2 separate regions of the Homo sapiens genome follow, and region 1 is linked to region 2. Evidence: chromatin loops called from intact Hi-C (ENCODE). Cell type or tissue: endothelial cell of umbilical vein. All regions are shown on one strand. Each heading gives the region's core, and the rest is flanking DNA. Links, peaks and the distances in the headings are about the cores only. Region 1 overlaps DCLK2 (doublecortin like kinase 2). Region 2 overlaps DCLK2 (doublecortin like kinase 2).

What was found. Peaks named below come from ENCODE experiments on the same cell type or tissue, not always from the same donor. Only the 100,000 strongest peaks of a DNase experiment are listed, where the experiment ranks them.
Region 1: it touches region 2 in a loop (2.1-fold over the local background); 1 of 110 quality-filtered maps calls a loop at or near these places.

Annotation. Positions count from the first base shown.
Region 1 is chr4:150,232,611-150,240,784 of GRCh38, forward strand. DCLK2 (doublecortin like kinase 2) reads left to right here. Exons shown (of 16, transcript NM_001040260.4): 10 at 72-218; 11 at 7,132-7,265; 12 at 7,789-7,866. Among named protein-coding and RNA genes, the nearest start is that of DCLK2, 160 kb to the left of the region's middle. In endothelial cell of umbilical vein, for the core only: no CTCF peak of the experiment used is centred there; DNase peaks (open chromatin) are centred at 4,201 and 4,741; H3K27ac peaks cover 2,064 bases.
Region 2 is chr4:150,169,675-150,177,848 of GRCh38, forward strand. The region is part of intron 2 of DCLK2 (doublecortin like kinase 2); the gene reads left to right. Among named protein-coding and RNA genes, the nearest start is that of DCLK2, 95 kb to the left of the region's middle. RefSeq lists an enhancer at 5,647-8,174. In endothelial cell of umbilical vein, for the core only: no CTCF peak of the experiment used is centred there; DNase peaks (open chromatin) are centred at 4,027 and 4,547; H3K27ac peaks cover 1,678 bases.

The DNA of each region.
Region 1 (8,174 bases), core at 1,799-6,798, 63 kb after region 2:
TGAGCCATCTTTCTTACCTTCATAGGATTGCACTGTTGATGCTTTGATATGTTCTTTTATGTATCGTTTAGGGTGGAGATCTCTTTGATGCAATTACTTCGTCGACCAAGTACACTGAGAGAGATGGCAGTGCCATGGTGTACAACTTAGCCAATGCCCTCAGGTATCTCCATGGCCTCAGCATCGTGCACAGAGACATCAAACCAGAGAATCTCTTGGTATGTCATCCCTGCTTTTTCTGTTCCAATGAATGCCTCTCTTCCTTTAAAAGGAGCACATGCAAATAATGGCATTTTATAGTCTATACCAATCCTACATTATGAGACTTTAAATTTAGAAAATTAGCAAGACTTATGTCAATGACCATCAAATACTAATGGAGTTCTTGAATTTTTCTGCATTTGTTATTTACCACTCTGCTATATTTCTCACTCTGCTATAAAGAACTACCTGAGACTGGGTAATTTATGAAGAAAAGAGGTTTGATTGACTCACAGTTCCACAGGCTTAACAGGAAGGCCTCAGGAGACTTACAATCATGGCGGAAGGCGAAGGGGAAGCAAGCACCTTCTTCACATGGTGGCAGGAGAGAAAGAGAGCGAGGAGGGAAGTGCCACACATTTTTAAACCATCGTATGTTATGAGAACTCACTACCACAGGAACAGCATGGGGGAAATCTGCTTCCATAATCAAGTCACCTCCCATAAGGTGCCTCCCCCAACATTGGGAATTACAGTTCAACATGAGATTTGGGTGGGGACACAGAGCCAAAGCATGTCACCAGATACAAGAAAATACATTTTCATTTATATTTTAATTGATGGTACTGACTTAAAGGTGAGCAGGAAAATTATTTTATAGGGCAGAAAATTGTGAAGAATAAATTTGAGACAGAATTAGAGGCTCATAGGAGACAGGAGTAGAATGTGGGGGTTCATTTATTTGCAGGGAATAATTTTGGAAATAGTCTAGTCCATTCATCTCAGCTTTACTAAAGGCATGGAAACAGAGACCAAGAGATGCCATTTTTTTTTCTTAGAAGTCTCTTTTATCCTATTATTCTACAGAATAAAAAGTCTTATTCCACTATGGTACCCAGAGTTCTTCATAGTCTGATCTCAATTTGTCTTTTCAGCTTCCTGTCCTGTTAATAACTCTTATCCATCCAACCCAACATGGTCTAAGCTTCAAGCCATATTGAACTCACCTTCATGGTGACTCTTGATAACTAGACACAGCTTGCTAATTGGGAACCAATCCTCGTGACCACGTTATAGAAGAATTTTAGAGAAACTGGTTGGGGGATTTGACATTTACACTCCTCCCAGCCCCCCACAAACACACATGACATAGTTGGCTTCTTTATTTCCACCTTTCAGGGCTCTCATCCTCATTCCTGCTTGGGAGGCAAGCTTATCTGAGTCTTCTACATCATGTTAATCCAAACACAGATTCCTCCATCCTCAGTTTTTAGTTAAGACTTGACTTACCAGCAGCCTTACACCTCCATTGCTTCTGTCCATACTGGTCTTCATTTGCAGCGTCCTCTCTTCCAGCATTGTGGTAAACCATTCATCTTGTAATACATTGAGCAAAAGTTAAGTCTTCTTTAACATCACTCTAGACTTTCTAGACAAAGTTCAGTCACAGCCACCTCGGGTTTCTGCTGCACTTGCTACGGTGTTGTGATCTTTATCATACACTTGTCTGCCTCTTTGGGATTGTAAGTACCATGGAGGCAAGGTTTGTGTCTAATTATCTTTATATCTCCAATGGTTTGGATGGTGACACGTAAACACATAACGGACAGCAGAGTATTGCTCACTGACCACTGACACTCACTCAGCTAGCAGCTGGTGCTAGAGCATGAGCCTCTACAGCCTGCTGTGAGCACCACACAAATAACTGTTGAAAGGAATATGCATTGATGCACAGCATCTGAAGCCATCCTGGGGACTTTTTATTTTTTGGCTAATCTAATCCAGAGTACCCGTCTTTTCTTTTTGGTAATATCATTTGATGATTTCTGAGTATCCATTTAAAAGTATTTGAAATTTTATCTCACTGTCTTCTGCCTTGAGGGAATTATATTTCATTTCTATATGTTCTTATTAGGAAAAGAAATATCCCTGCTCTGTGTTAAAAAAAAAAAAAAAGGGGGATTGTGGACGTGGTTTTATGAACTCTAACAAGGAATGGAGACAGAGTTGTAAACCGAGCCTCAGGAGGAAAGTTAGGATATGGCGTTCTCTCCTCAAAACAGGCTTCTCGCCCATTGGGACCTTGCAGCATGCCAGGCTCCTCCACCGTCGAACTGAGTTTGGCCCGGGCTTCGCAAACAAAGGCACAGGGCTTTCTCCAGGTGTGACCAGACACAAACACTGGGGCATTCATAAGGATACCCCCTTGACTGCTTCCTGCTCTCCACAACCTGCCTTGCCCCACTGGCTCTAGTTACTGCATTCTCTGAAAATATGGGAGCCACAGGTTCCCAAGGAACCCCTGCAGCCAGTCTGTCCAACAGCCCTGATTTAAGGCCCAGCAAAGAAGGTGACTGAGGTGCTTGTGAGCTTCCCTATAAACCAGGGAGTCCATTTCCCAGCTCACAGATCTCACTCTCACCTCCTGTTTCTTCTCTTTTCCACTCAGAGTTTCTTAATGTATGTAAAGAATCTGACACCGCCTCCTTTTTTCTTGTCACACATCAAGGGTGGATAATGTTTTTCACTTCTTCAGGAGAATTGGCTAAAATTTAAAAAATTTAAGAGTAAGTAATGTAATGGGGATTGATGTCTCCAACATCATGAGTCTCAGAATGCAATCAGGAAATCAGAGTCACACTCCTCATTGAGTCTCACCTGTCCTAGATGAGCGTCCACCCCTTCCCAAACCTACGGGAGCCCCCTTGTGTTAGCCCAGAAAGGGAGGAGAAGGAAGAAGAGGATAAAACTGACCTCTGGAAGAGGCGAATATGTGATGTAGAAAGGCTCTTCCGAGCCTTCAGAAATAACCATAGCCTCATATATCTCAGTAAAATGTGTTTGCGATTGAAAACCTAACTAGATCACTTGGCAGTTTCTAGATTTAGTCAGCAGGTTGGTATTGGCCTGGGAGGAGAGGGTGCCATTGAGATACTAAAAGTAAATACCCAGAGTGACTGTCGGCCTCTTCTTGCTCTGAGAACTAATTCAGTTTTTAAACACCAGAGCATTCAGACATCTGATTTGCATCCCGCTCTCCGGTAAGCAGCATCATAATTTAAAACCCTGCCAGTGGAGATGTATGGGTAGCTGTGTCAGGGAGCACAGGGGTGGCCGTTAATGCTGTGAGTTACAGCCTGGTGGTACCGTGTCAGAGTTAAGTATGAGAGACCAGTGATAAATTCAGGTTGTCCAGGAGTTCTGGGGATAGGAGAGAGAAGAGAAGAGGGTTGGTTTCTCATATTTGAAGTCCTTCTAAATCATTAAGTTGACATTTTATTTAGAGAACACACAGTGTTCATTTTGTATGTGGGATCTGCATTCCTCGCATTTTTTATTTTTGCATTCTGAGAGCAACTTTTGACAGAAGCATCTCACAGCTTGTGGTGGGGCGTTTGAACACTGCAGGGCTAGAGTTCTCACAGTTGTGATTGTTTAAATTCACTCAAAATCTGTAAGTAAGTGCAGGCTGTAGTCAGGGTTCTGGCAGGCCTTTCCAGTTATTTTTCAGGTACAGAATCTTGCAGAATGGTGCTGTGGAATGAATAATGATCCTGGCTGGAGCCCCTGCCTGGCCATATGACTAGTAACCTGAGTGCTGTGCGCCTCAGTCTCCTCGTTTGTAAAATGGAGGTAACAGTTCTCTTCCTAGTTGCCCAGTGGGGTGGCTCTAGAAGTCCAGTGAGATAATCTTCGAAAGAATTTTGAAATCTCCAAAGTCCTTGAGAATGTCAGTTTCTGGGGAGACCTGAACTCTGCCAGAAAGCCTTTGGAGTCCCTGTTCATCTAGTCACCTCTTTATTAAAGGCAACTGTTTTTAAAGCAATGATGTGTGTGTCTCTGTATCTATCTAGAGAGAGATATATGTATAATTTCTTCCTGCTTTGAAGACAGTCTCTCACTAAGATTTGAAATGTATTCATATTAGACATGTTTGCTTCTGTGTCCAGCATTGGGGAGAGATGAATCAGATAAAATATGACTTCAGGCTTGTCTACCCCTAATGACACTTCCTTTGTGATGTTTAGCCAAGGAATATCACTTGCACAGACATAATTCAGCAGTTACAGACTGTTCAGTCCCTTTCTATATATGCTCCTGCATCTGACTCTGAATTCTTTATAGAGGATGTGAAAAACAGGACTTCAGGGACTTCTGAGTATCTGACAGCAACCTCTGAATACCCCTAGGCATCACTAAATGGAGTCTTTAAAATAAATACTATTTTTCAAAAATTGTACCTAATGAGTATATTTTTAAGTTGTAAAAACAAAATAACAGTGACATTAATAAAACTTTTTTTTTTAACTCTCATGATGCAGACAGTTAGGAATTTGTGCTTATAACATTCTTATCACTGTAATTACTTAGGAAATTTCTTTCCAAAGTCTGGGTTTTGGTAAAAGCATTATAAATTCTAACTATAATTATATCAGATTGTTCTTGTTAATGTTTACATTAAACATAATGGGTGGAAAGTTTTCCTAAGACTGTGACGTGACTAAGAATCTGGAATCCGTTACTTTAGGCTGAATCATTCATATCTTTGAAAATGTTTCTGCTGACTTGTGGGCTGACTCAGAGTTGTAAATATCTATGAGGGACTCAAAATCCTCATCATTACTCCTGTGGAACTTTAAAGTCATAAAGATATGTGTTAGAGATGTGTATTCAGTATATAAGACTGGAAAACGTTATTCAGATACTAAAGGTGAAACATATTCTTATTAAATGGATAAGGACATCACAGGTAAGGGAGGTATTTCAGTGCCGTCCTCTTTAAAATGCCTGTAAAACTTGGGGAATTACTGGCCTGGGAGAGCCCTGCGGTTCTCCATTCTTTTTTACTGATGACTATTTAAATCACTCCCCCTCATTAAGTAGCAGACTAATGGATGATGTTGCTAACATGCTTATCTTGAAAAAACATCATTTTCTAAATTTTTCTCCTTCTACAGTTAATAGTGGTTGCGATAAATATCTGGTTCAGCAAAATATGAGACAAAGCAAACTATGCTTAAAATAGAAAAATAGAAACAGGCATTACAATGAGTATAGACTAGGTCTCTGCAGCAGTTTATTCTCTGAAATTCCATGTTTTCAAAATGGACATCCAAGAGACAAATAGACTATACACTCAGGTTCAGGACTGCATGGTGAAACTTGAATTATGCTGTCATACGCACTTGTTTGCTTCCAAAACTATTCACTTAGAACCTAACTTTCTAAAGTTATATTTATCCCGTAGTTTTGCTTATATATGAAATTATTATGAAACCAACACATGTTCATTGTAAACATTTTAGAAACCACTGAGAACTATAAAGAAAATTAAATTAATCCTTCATGCTACCACTTAGAGATAAACTTGTTAACATTTTTGAGTATTTTATATGTAATTTTGCATTTTTTAACTCTGCATAATAGTGACTATTTCCCATATGATTAATATATTTGAAAAATGCTTATTAGAAAGTATGTAATATTTTATTATGGTAATGTATCATAGTCATTGCCCTATTACCCATTTATGTTGCCCTTAGTTTTTAAAAGTCATAGATAAATTCTGAGATTAGCGTCCTTATATATAACGTTTGGGTCCATCTCTATTCCCCTAGAGTAGGTTTTGAGAAGTAGACTTATTGGGTCAAAGGTTATAATTGATATAAAGAAATTTGCTATATATTGCTGAATGCTTTCTAGAAAGGTTCTTTAAGCATAAATAGTCACGTCTCCACCAGCATTTTTAAACCTTTTCCAATGTGATAATTATCTAATCAGCCAGTCCTTCCAGGAAATGGAAGGAACATTTTTTATTTTTTTACTTTTTATTTTTTCTCATCTGATTACCCACAAGGAAGGAGCATTTATTGAGCCCTGTTCTGAGCTTTGTCTCATTTCACCTTCACACCAACTTCACAAGGGAGGTACTGGCATTATCTCACTTCATAGATGAAGAAATGTGCTCAGAGAGGTTATGTGACTTCAGAGGTCACACAACCAGATGTGTGGACTTGTTATGGAAGTTCAGGCTGCCTGATCCCAAAGGTCATTTTCTTTCTAAACTTCCAAGGTTTTCCCCTATATCATATTTGTATTTCATCATTGACTGTCTAGACAACAAGGACCCCATTGCTGCCCCCAATTTTATTTTCTGAACTAAACATGCTAGTGCCGTGGAGATCACCAAGTGCTTTGGTGGACACTTAATACACCATTTCTTGGGCTCTCAAGTACATCACACATAGTAAATGCTAAATAAAGGTCAGTTTCTACCTCCAGGATTAGAGGCCTCTCTCACGCCTATCAGGTACACAGCCGCCTACACTCTAACTACTGTGTAAGCAAGCACGTGTGTTCATCGTACTCCTAGGGAAGGAACTTTCTGCAAAAGTGGAAAATATTTTTTCCAAATTTCACACAATTGTGCAAAATCTCTGAAGAGAAAAAAATTAGCACTTTAAAGCAACAAAGATGAATCATGGTGTTAGAATCACAAGGAGGTGTCGGGCACGGTAGCTCATGCCTGTATTCCCAGCACTTTGGGAGGCTGAGGTGGGCAGATCTCACGATCCCAGGAGTTCAAGACCAGCTTGGGCAGTATAAGGAGACCCCGTCTCTACAAAAAATAAAGAAATTAGCCTAGTGTGGTGGCATGTACCTGTAGTTCCAGCTACTTGTTGGGGGTTCCGTGGGGGAAGGATTACTTCAGCCCAGAGGTTGAGGCTGCAGTGAGCTGTGGTCACACCACCGCACTCCAGCCTGGGCAACAAAGCGAGACCGTGTCTTCAAAAAAAAAAATCACAAGGAGAGATTTCATTCGAGTTTAATAGTAAATGTATTTGTGTCCTTTCTGCCTAATTCCAAGAGCCCTCTCACAATTGTTGAGGAAAAAAAAATCTTCTGATTGTTGGCTGATTTCTGTTTCAGGTGTGTGAATATCCTGATGGAACCAAGTCTTTGAAACTGGGAGACTTTGGGCTTGCGACTGTGGTAGAAGGCCCTTTATACACAGTCTGTGGCACACCCACTTATGTGGCTCCAGAAATCATTGCTGAAACTGGGTAAGACTTCTGGTGGCCCTGGTTAGTACTTTAACTTTGATGAGAAAGGTCTGTTTTGTTGCTATTGCTGCTTGTGTATACAGTTGGTAAGAAAGGTCTGTTTTGTTGCTATTGCTGCTTGTGTATACAGTTGGTAAGAAAGGTCTGTTTTGTTGCTATTGCTGCTTGTGTATACAGTGCCTCCTGTGAAGGTGGAGAATGGAAAGAAGTGAGAGTCTGTTGCCTGCACCATGATTTTGACCTCAGGAAGCAGATTTTATGCTTACCTGGCCAGAGCCCTGGCCTGGACTTGTGTTCTAAGGCCACTCTTGAGAGTATGGCAGTAGTCACCAAGACTGTGGTTAGGTTGGCAGAAACAGATGCCTTTTTCTAAAGTGTGATTCATTCATCTCTATGTGAAATGAAATGAATAATTTAACACTAAAATAATCCTTTTCCTAACAAATAAAGGCAATACTCCAGTACCATGGAAGGGTCTTGGGAGCCATCAGTTCTCTCCCCCTCACCCACTTTGTTTTCCTAGCTATGGCCTGAAGGTGGACATTTGGGCAGCTGGTGTGATCACATACATACTTCTCTGTGGATTCCCACCATTCCGAAGGTAGGCGGCCTTTTGGGCGACGTATTTGAATTGCAAATGTTCTCCCTTGGGTCCAGAAGCAGGTACTTTGCTCCTGGAAGTCGGGACTGTTTGGTCATTAAAAATGCCAGTTAAAAATTACATAAAACGGGGGGAGGGGGGAGGGATAGCATTGGAAGATATACCTAATGCTAGATGACGAGTTAGTGGGTGCAGCGCACCAGCATGGCACATGTATACATATGTAACTAACCTGCACAATGTGCACATGTACCCTAAAACTTAAAATATAATAAAAAAAAAAAAAGAAAAAGAAAAAAAAAAATCAG
Region 2 (8,174 bases), core at 1,467-6,466:
TGTGGTTCAGAGAGCTCTACTCTGCAGTGTGGGCACACAGCATTTATGGATAGAAATAGAAGTAGGGTACAGAAACAGTTTTATTGGTTACAGCTGGGCATTGGCTTTATTTGATCATGATCTAATCCATTGGTGGCCTGTGATTGACAGACAGCTAATTGTTACAAAAGTATACAGTACACCTAAGTTAGGCTTTCAGTTAAGTTAGGTTATAATTCCTGAAGTAGGGACTTAAAATACAGAACAGCCGCAGGCCAAATTTATTTAACAGGATGTACTTATACTAAAAAATGATCTGTTGCTTATCTGAAATTCAGATTTAACTAGGTATCCAGTATTTTATCTAACCAACCCTAGATGCAAGTAGTTTTTAAATTTTTATTTATTTATTTTCTTGAGACAGAGTCTCACTCTGACACCCAGGCTTGGAGTACAGTGGCATGATCTTGACTCACTGCAACTTCTACCACCTGGGTTCAAGCGAGTCTCCTGCCTCAGCCTCCCGAGTGGCTGGGATTACCACCATGTCTGGCTGATGTTTGTATTTTTACTATAGACATGGTTTCACCATGTTGGCCAGGCTGGTTTTGAACTCCTGACCTCAGATGATCCACCCACCTCAGCTTCCCAAAGTTCTGGGATTATAGGCATGAGCCACCATGCCCGGCCAGTTTTTTTTTAAAAGAAAGAAAAAGATAAAGGAAATAACCCTGTTGATATTTAGCTGGGGCGAGGATAAGGTGGGAGGGGAAAAGCAGTAGAAGTGTTTTCCTGAGTACCACAACTGTGAGGAAAATTGAGCTCACTCCAGTTCACAACAAGCTAAACATTTTCAAAATTATGCTAGAAACAGTAGGGGAAACGAGGAGGATATACATTTGCAGTGCGAGTAGCGAGGTTCATAGAAGATATTCCCTCTGATACTGGGAAATGAAAAATAGAACATTACAGCTGGGGAAGTTCTTTATAGTTTACTTGGTCTGATATCTTCCTTTCCCCTAGGGGGAAATTGGAACTGCAATATTAAGAGGCTGAGTTACCTGACCACATTTTCATCATCATTTAGAGGCTGAACAAAGACCAGAATCTTGGTATTTATTTGATCCTTCATTCTTGGAAAAAAACCTGTACAACATGACTCTGACATACCATAAGTTTAGAGGCAATCCATGTAAAATTAAGTGCTTTTGATAATGGAGACATCTAAATTGAGCTTTCTTGTATAAAAGTGATTACTGCAGAAATTAAAGTAACAGTCACTGAAAAAAAAAATTCTGCCCAGTTTCAGAAATTGCACTTTCGCTTCTGCAGTGGCCAGATTCACAATGCCCTCAGCATACATTCTTAATTTATTTGGTCTTCTATAGGTAGCATCCCTATAAACTGAGTGAATTTGGATTAAATGATTTCAATGGTAACTTCTAAGTCTATGACTCAGAAATCTGTATTGTCTGAATCTCTCTTAAGGAATTTCCAGTCTTACTGATTTCAGACATACCCACATAAAATAGAGATGATTTAGTTGGCTGGGCGCGGTGGCTCACGCCTGTAATCCCAGCACTTTGGGAGGCCGAGGCGGGTGAATCATGAGGTCAGGAGATTGAGACCATCCTGGCTAACATGGTGAAACCCCATCTCTACTAAAAATACAAAAAAATTAGCTGGGCGTGGTAGTGGAAACCTGTAGTGCCAGCTACTTGGGAGGCTGAGGCGGGAGAATGGTGTGAACCTGGGAGGCGGAGCTTCCAGTGAGCAGATATCGCGCCACTGCACTCCAGCCTGGGCGACAGAGCGAGACTCCGTCTCAAAAAAAAAATTAATTTTAGTTGACTAAGTTCAATTAAAAGTTGGGCTTTGCTGCAGCTGTTCATTTAGAAAAAGGTCAAAATTAAAATTCAGCATATTTAATGCAGAAAGCAAATGTCGGGGTTGAGGGATTGTAGTGTTAACTGGAGTGGGCCTTCTTGGAGAATATGAGTTGAACTCAACCTTGAGGTAGCAGAACTTGAGGACTTAGGTTGAGGGTAGGAGGAGAGGAGAGTTTAAGAAAACCAAACATTGGCTACCGCATAAAATTTGTGCTTGGAAATAGTGTCAAATAGCATTACCACAACTTCCATTGTCCATGCTCTTAGTTCTTCCGTGATTATACTTGAATCCCTCACACTGGCTGGTCTACTCATTCCACTTCTTTTCTAAGGAAGCTTTTTCAGGGTCCTCCCAGCCACTCTCTCATCTGACTGGGTAAAAGATAAATTGACAAATGCGTGCATCTTGTGACATGTCCAGAATATGACTTAATAATGTTGTTAAATTATTGCCTTCTCATCTGCGTGTCTCTTATGTTCTGCTTAAAGAGATTGTCAGTTTGTTCAAGCTCTTTTTAGTTGTTGCTCCTCCAGTGCCTAGCTTTGAGCTTTGTACACGGTAGTTATTGAGTTGAGTAACATAGTTTGTTCTGAGTCATTTGTTCCACATGCTTGAAGACTTGGCTTAACCTAGTAGATAATAGGAAAGAAATGGAAATGCTCTTTGATGAAAGAGCCCCTCTCTTATTCATCCTTTTTAAATTTTCTTTGTGCCCATATGCAGCAGCTCTCAGCAAACCTATATTTGGCAGTGTGGCCTGTATGACTAAAGAAATCCTGGCCAGGCACGGTGGCTCACGCCTGTAATCCCAGCACTTTGGGAGGCCGAGGCGGGTGGATTACGAGGTCAGGAGATTGAGACCATCCTGGCTAACATGGCGAAACCCCATCTCTACGAAAAATACAAAAAAAAAATTAGCCGGGCATCATGGCGGGCGCCTGTAGTCTTAGCTACTCAGGAGGCTGAGGCAGGAGAATGGCGTGAACCCGGGAGGCGGAGCTTGCAGTGAGCCGAGATTGCGCCACTGCACTCCAGCCTGGGGCAACAGAGCAAGACTCCGTCTCAAAAAAAAAAAAAAAAAAAAAAGAAATCCATAGATCATGGACCCACAAACCCCTAGTTTTATGAGGGAAGTGAGACCCAGAATAGTTGATAACTTTCTCAAGGCTACTAAACATGCAGTTCTCCTCACTCTAGAGAGTGTTCTTTTTTTTTTTGGGGGGGGGGGGGATACCTTGCTCTTTCTCATCTTTGCCTGGCAGTACAAAAAATTTTGCTAGATCCAAGGGTGTTCAATTATCCATCTCTACCCTTTCCTTGTCGTAGGAATGGAGTAGAGGAACACCTAGAAGTCAGGAGACTTGGCTGCTTCTTAACCCTGTACTACATTTGTGTCTTAGAGAATCCACTTAATTTCTCCAAGTTTCTGTTTCTACATCTTTAGAAATGGGGTAGGCCTCATGTGAATGCTAGGTCTCTTCTAGTTTTATTTAGTAATTTAGCACTAGTTCTGAATTCTGTTGACTTTCTGAGGATCCAAGGATCTTCTGTTCTCCTTCCCTCTTACAAATCATTTCCACAGTTTTTGCTAAAAGTAGAGGGGTGTAACATGTATGGGAGTTAGGGGAAGGGCAGAGGTGGGGTGAGGGAGATGGATCTGGGCTATGGTGTGCAGCAGACCTAGTGCCCTTCACTCTCCTGCCCGTCACTCTGCAGTGGTAGCATGGGATGCAAAAAACCAGCCGACTCGACAGGATAGTCTCTGACTTTTGGACATTGAGTATCTTTTTGGTGTTGGATGCCTTGTCTTCACTTTCCCTCTTCTTGTGGTCTGGGTTGTTTGGTGTCTCGATGTCTGTGAAGCATAATAAGACAAAGAGCAGACAGAACTGCTCTTTCAGAGTGTCACCAGAGATGGAATAAAGGCTCCTAAGGAATTCTGAGGTGTCGTGTGATGAAGCCATGGCAGCTCCCTCTGGTGAAGGAAAGAAATGTGCCCTCTTCACCTCCTTTGAAGTGCTGAGCCTACCCACAAGGATGTGTTTTTTCTAGAAGGAAAAGTCTCCACTTTTGGCAGCAGAACTGAAATAGAAAAATTGAGCTTGACCTATTTCCTTAGCAGTGAGTGCCTTGCATTGTCCTCTCAGGCAGTATGAAAATCCTTGAACTGGGAAACTGACAGCTGCAATCAGACACTTGCATTGGGGGAAACTTCATGAATTTTAATAGGAGTGCTGCTCCTGGATGAGGTTGGGAGAGAAAAGAGAGCCAAGCCAATTCAAACAAAAGGAGCAGAAGGGGCTTTATTACATGAACAGCTCATGGCAGTGATGAGAGTAATATTCAAATTATTTATTTGACAACGATTTTGATGATTTAAGAGGGAAGGATTGCTGAACTCCTATGAAGTCGAAGGGGTTATGAATCTTCCATGATTATTAATCCCACTGTACTGAAGGCAAAGAAGGAGGGTATATCAAAACATGAATTGCTAACAGTAGCAGTCCTCAGACACCGCACTTTAGTGATACCCAGGAAATGAACTCCGGGAATGGCAGTCACCACTACTCAGATAAAACTGCTTCCCTCATGGACTCACCACACACAGGCACAGACGCATGTGCACACCCACAGAGCCAGTTTCTGGACATCCTTTCTGCCCTCTTTGATGTACGTAGCACTTCCCCTACTGAGTAGCCATGCGGCATCCTGTTTGTCCAGGAAGGAAGTGTTGGAATCTGTTCTCATTGTCAGACCTCTCTTATGAAGCTGCTGCTTGTCAGCATTGATATTCCCAAGGTGGTCTCCTAAGTCAGGAAGAGTATAGAGGCAGTGCTTCTTGTTTTATATAATAGTCCCATCCACTTCTTTCACAACGTGCCTTCCATGCCACTCCCAGACTAATGTTTGTCAGAAGCGGGGACTGCTTTTGAAAATTCATGCAACCGTGAGCTACTTTTGTGTTTGCGGCCACGCTTCGTTTAAGAAGGGGACCTGAGGCCGGGCACAGTGGCTCACACCTGTAATCCCAGCACTTTAGGAGGCCGAGGCAGGCGGATCACGAGGTCAGGAGTTCAAGACTACTGAATGTAGTAATTTCAGAGTCCCACTTTTCTGAATAAATCACAAAATAATGTTTTAAGTGAAGACGGTACTTAAAAAAATACATTAGGCTGGGCGCGGTGGCTCACACCTCTAATCCCAGCACTTTGGGAGGCTGAGGCAGGTGGATCACCTGAGGTCAGGAGTTCAAGACCAGCCTGACCAACATGGTGAAACCCTGTATCCACTGAAAATACAAAAATTAGCCAGGTGGTGGTGATGTGCCCCTGTAATCCCAGCTACTCAGGAGGCTGAGGCAGGAGAATCACTTGAACCTGGGAGGCAGAGGTTGCAGTGAGCCGAGATCACAACATGGCACTCCAGCCTGGGTGATGGAGTGAGACTCCGTCGCAAAAAAAAAAAAAAATATATATATATATATATATATTTATATATATTTATATATTTATATATATATTTATATATATTTATATATTTATATATATATTTATATATATTTATATATTTATATTTTTTATATATATATAATTTATGTATATTTTATATATATTTATAATTTATATATATTTATATATATTTATAATTTATCTATATATATTTATATATATTTATCTATATATATTTATATATATATAAAGCTTTGTTCAGCAAATTCCTGTGTTGGTGGGACTATTTAGCCCAGGGAGATTTCAACCAAGGACGGTTACCTGTGAGAGTGCTGGCTGACTTTCCACAAACCATTTAGGAAGTACTGAAGAAAACAACCATACGCTGAACAGAACCAGCAATTGTGGTCTCCAGATTCAGGAGGGAACTAATTTCTGGGTGTTTGAGCCAGTCTTTCTCCTGTGGCTGGAGGGGAATGAAATGGGTATTTCCATGGGTCGGAGAATTGGGACTCACGACAGACTAAGGCAGAACACGTGAGAAATGCAAGTGAGGGCTGTCCTTCACCCAGATGAAGGAGCCCCTCTTTGGTCCCCTGCCAGGGCTTGTTGTCAACCGGTGGAGGTGGTGGAGGAAGGACTTGGTGAGTCTTTGTCCCAGGCCTCACAGTTTTGACGGTTTCATATTTAGTCTTGAAAAATGATCATGTAATGAATGTATACAGTTGTAATTTCTGTGAGCTTAAATAATGTGTTGCACTTACTGTAGAATATGTCTTGATTCCTGTAGCTCATTTTGGCGTGTCTTCATGCTTTAGTAAGGTGGAAGTGGCCCTGCCTCTTGGCATTGGAGAAGCCCTCTCTCCCCTCTCTGTACCGTGCTCCTTCCTAACTCTTGGCCTATTCTTCTGTCCATAATAGAGCTCCTGCACTGAGGTCTACACGGGCTCCCATTTATCTTTGCCTGTGCTGTAAGCCAGAGTATCTTTAAATCGTGTAAGTTGCCCGAGGCAACCAGCTATGGCAGAAGAAGATAGGTGGCTGGAATTTATTGCGGAAGTAACATTTATTTACGTTTGGGATCCCACTAATGTTCGAATCCTTGCTTCTGTGCTGTCATGCCTCCCTCTTGTCTCATCACATCTGTTCTCTGCCTAAGCCCCATGGTTTTCCATAGCCATCTCCATGCCTATCCTTGTAGTAAAAGCTGTCCTTCCGCCATGAATCTAATACTATGAGCCCTGAGCCTGGAGTCCCTGCCTCTGTGCTATTCATCCACTCACCCATCACTAAATATTCCCTGAGTGCCTACGGCACAGGCGCAGGCACAGTGCTGAGTGCTCTGGGTGTAAGAGCGAGAAAGATACGGTCTCCAGGTGCTGGGTGTCTTCCTAACTTTCCTGAGCTGCTGCAAGCTCATGGTGACCTACCTAAGCCTCCACCCTTGATATTCAATCAGGCCATATCCACCTGCCTACGTTCCCAAGTTTCCTTGCCACACCATGAGAATCCAAGGGTGACTTCTGTTCATAATAATGGAGAAATAATGTACCAAAACATCTTCCCGGAGAGGGGCTGAGAGGCCTTAATGCTGTGGTAAGGCAGGGTATTCATTCAGGTGCCAAGATGGATTGGAAAATATCCAAGAAGTAAGGAGGCTCTTCTTCTCAGGCTAAATAACAGCCTCCTTGTTGGGAAGGGAATAATCAGTCCCAGCTGGAGAAAAGAGACTGCATTCCCTTTGCTTTTCCATTCAAATCTAATCTTATGACATGAGTTTCTGACATGAGTAGCATTCTTGCCCAGACTTGTGGCCCCAGGGAGGGGATGGTTATTTAAGACAGCTGGCTCCTCCAGCAAAGCATAGAGCTTGATGATAAATGCTTACAGACAACTTCCCTTACTTGCTGGTCCCAGTCCCAGTTTAATTGACACCCCTAGAGATTTGCAAAAAAGAAATAGATGTTTCTTTGAACGGATATCATGTCTCTGAATGCAAGAAAAAGATAAGATGCTACATGCATACAGTTCATCAGTATTTCCCAGCTTAAGGAATTCTTCAGGGAGGGATTCCTTTTATGCATTCCCTGTGAAACAAGTGTCCTCTGCCTTTAAACCCTGTCTTGTGTTATAATGTAGAATAAATCTCATATGATTTTGTTTTTCCTTCCTTTGCTTTGTTTTTTTAAAGGAACTCTTTCTATGAATCAGTGATTTTAAGACATCTTGCAGGGTTTTTTTTGTTTTCTCTAGAAGCTTAGATATAGCTCCAACCTGAATAATTTTAGGTTTTAGTTATTTTAAAATGCTTTTTTTTCCGAGTTGATGCTCCTTTTGGTCAAGAAGCCCTGTATGGAGTAACAGCTCTGCATAAATATTTAGGCCCAAATGTCAAGCATTTGCTTCACATTTCTTTTTCATAATTAGAGATGTAGTCTATGGGCGAGGAATGAATTGATTCAAACATCTTTTCCTCCATCGAAGAACTTTGGTCACTAAAATGGTTATAACACATACACTAAATTGAACATTCTGAGAAAGGCATTTATTTGAAAGAATTTGGAAGTATTAAGGGTATAAAGAATTTATCTTTGCAGTTTATGAAAAGTAATGATATTAATGATAGAATTATCTTTCAAAAGCAAAAGTTTGAGGAATAGATCGATGAGCCAAAAAGGAGAGTGTAAGAAAAACTAAGAACTGCTTAGGTTTCAAAATCAGTACTTAGTGAAAAAAGAAAATTGTAAAGACATAATCAGTATGACATAACTTACATAAAAGTTTTGAAACATACCAAATAATATTCCTGGTTGTCTGTGGACACATACCTCTATAATATGAGGTCTGAAAACATGG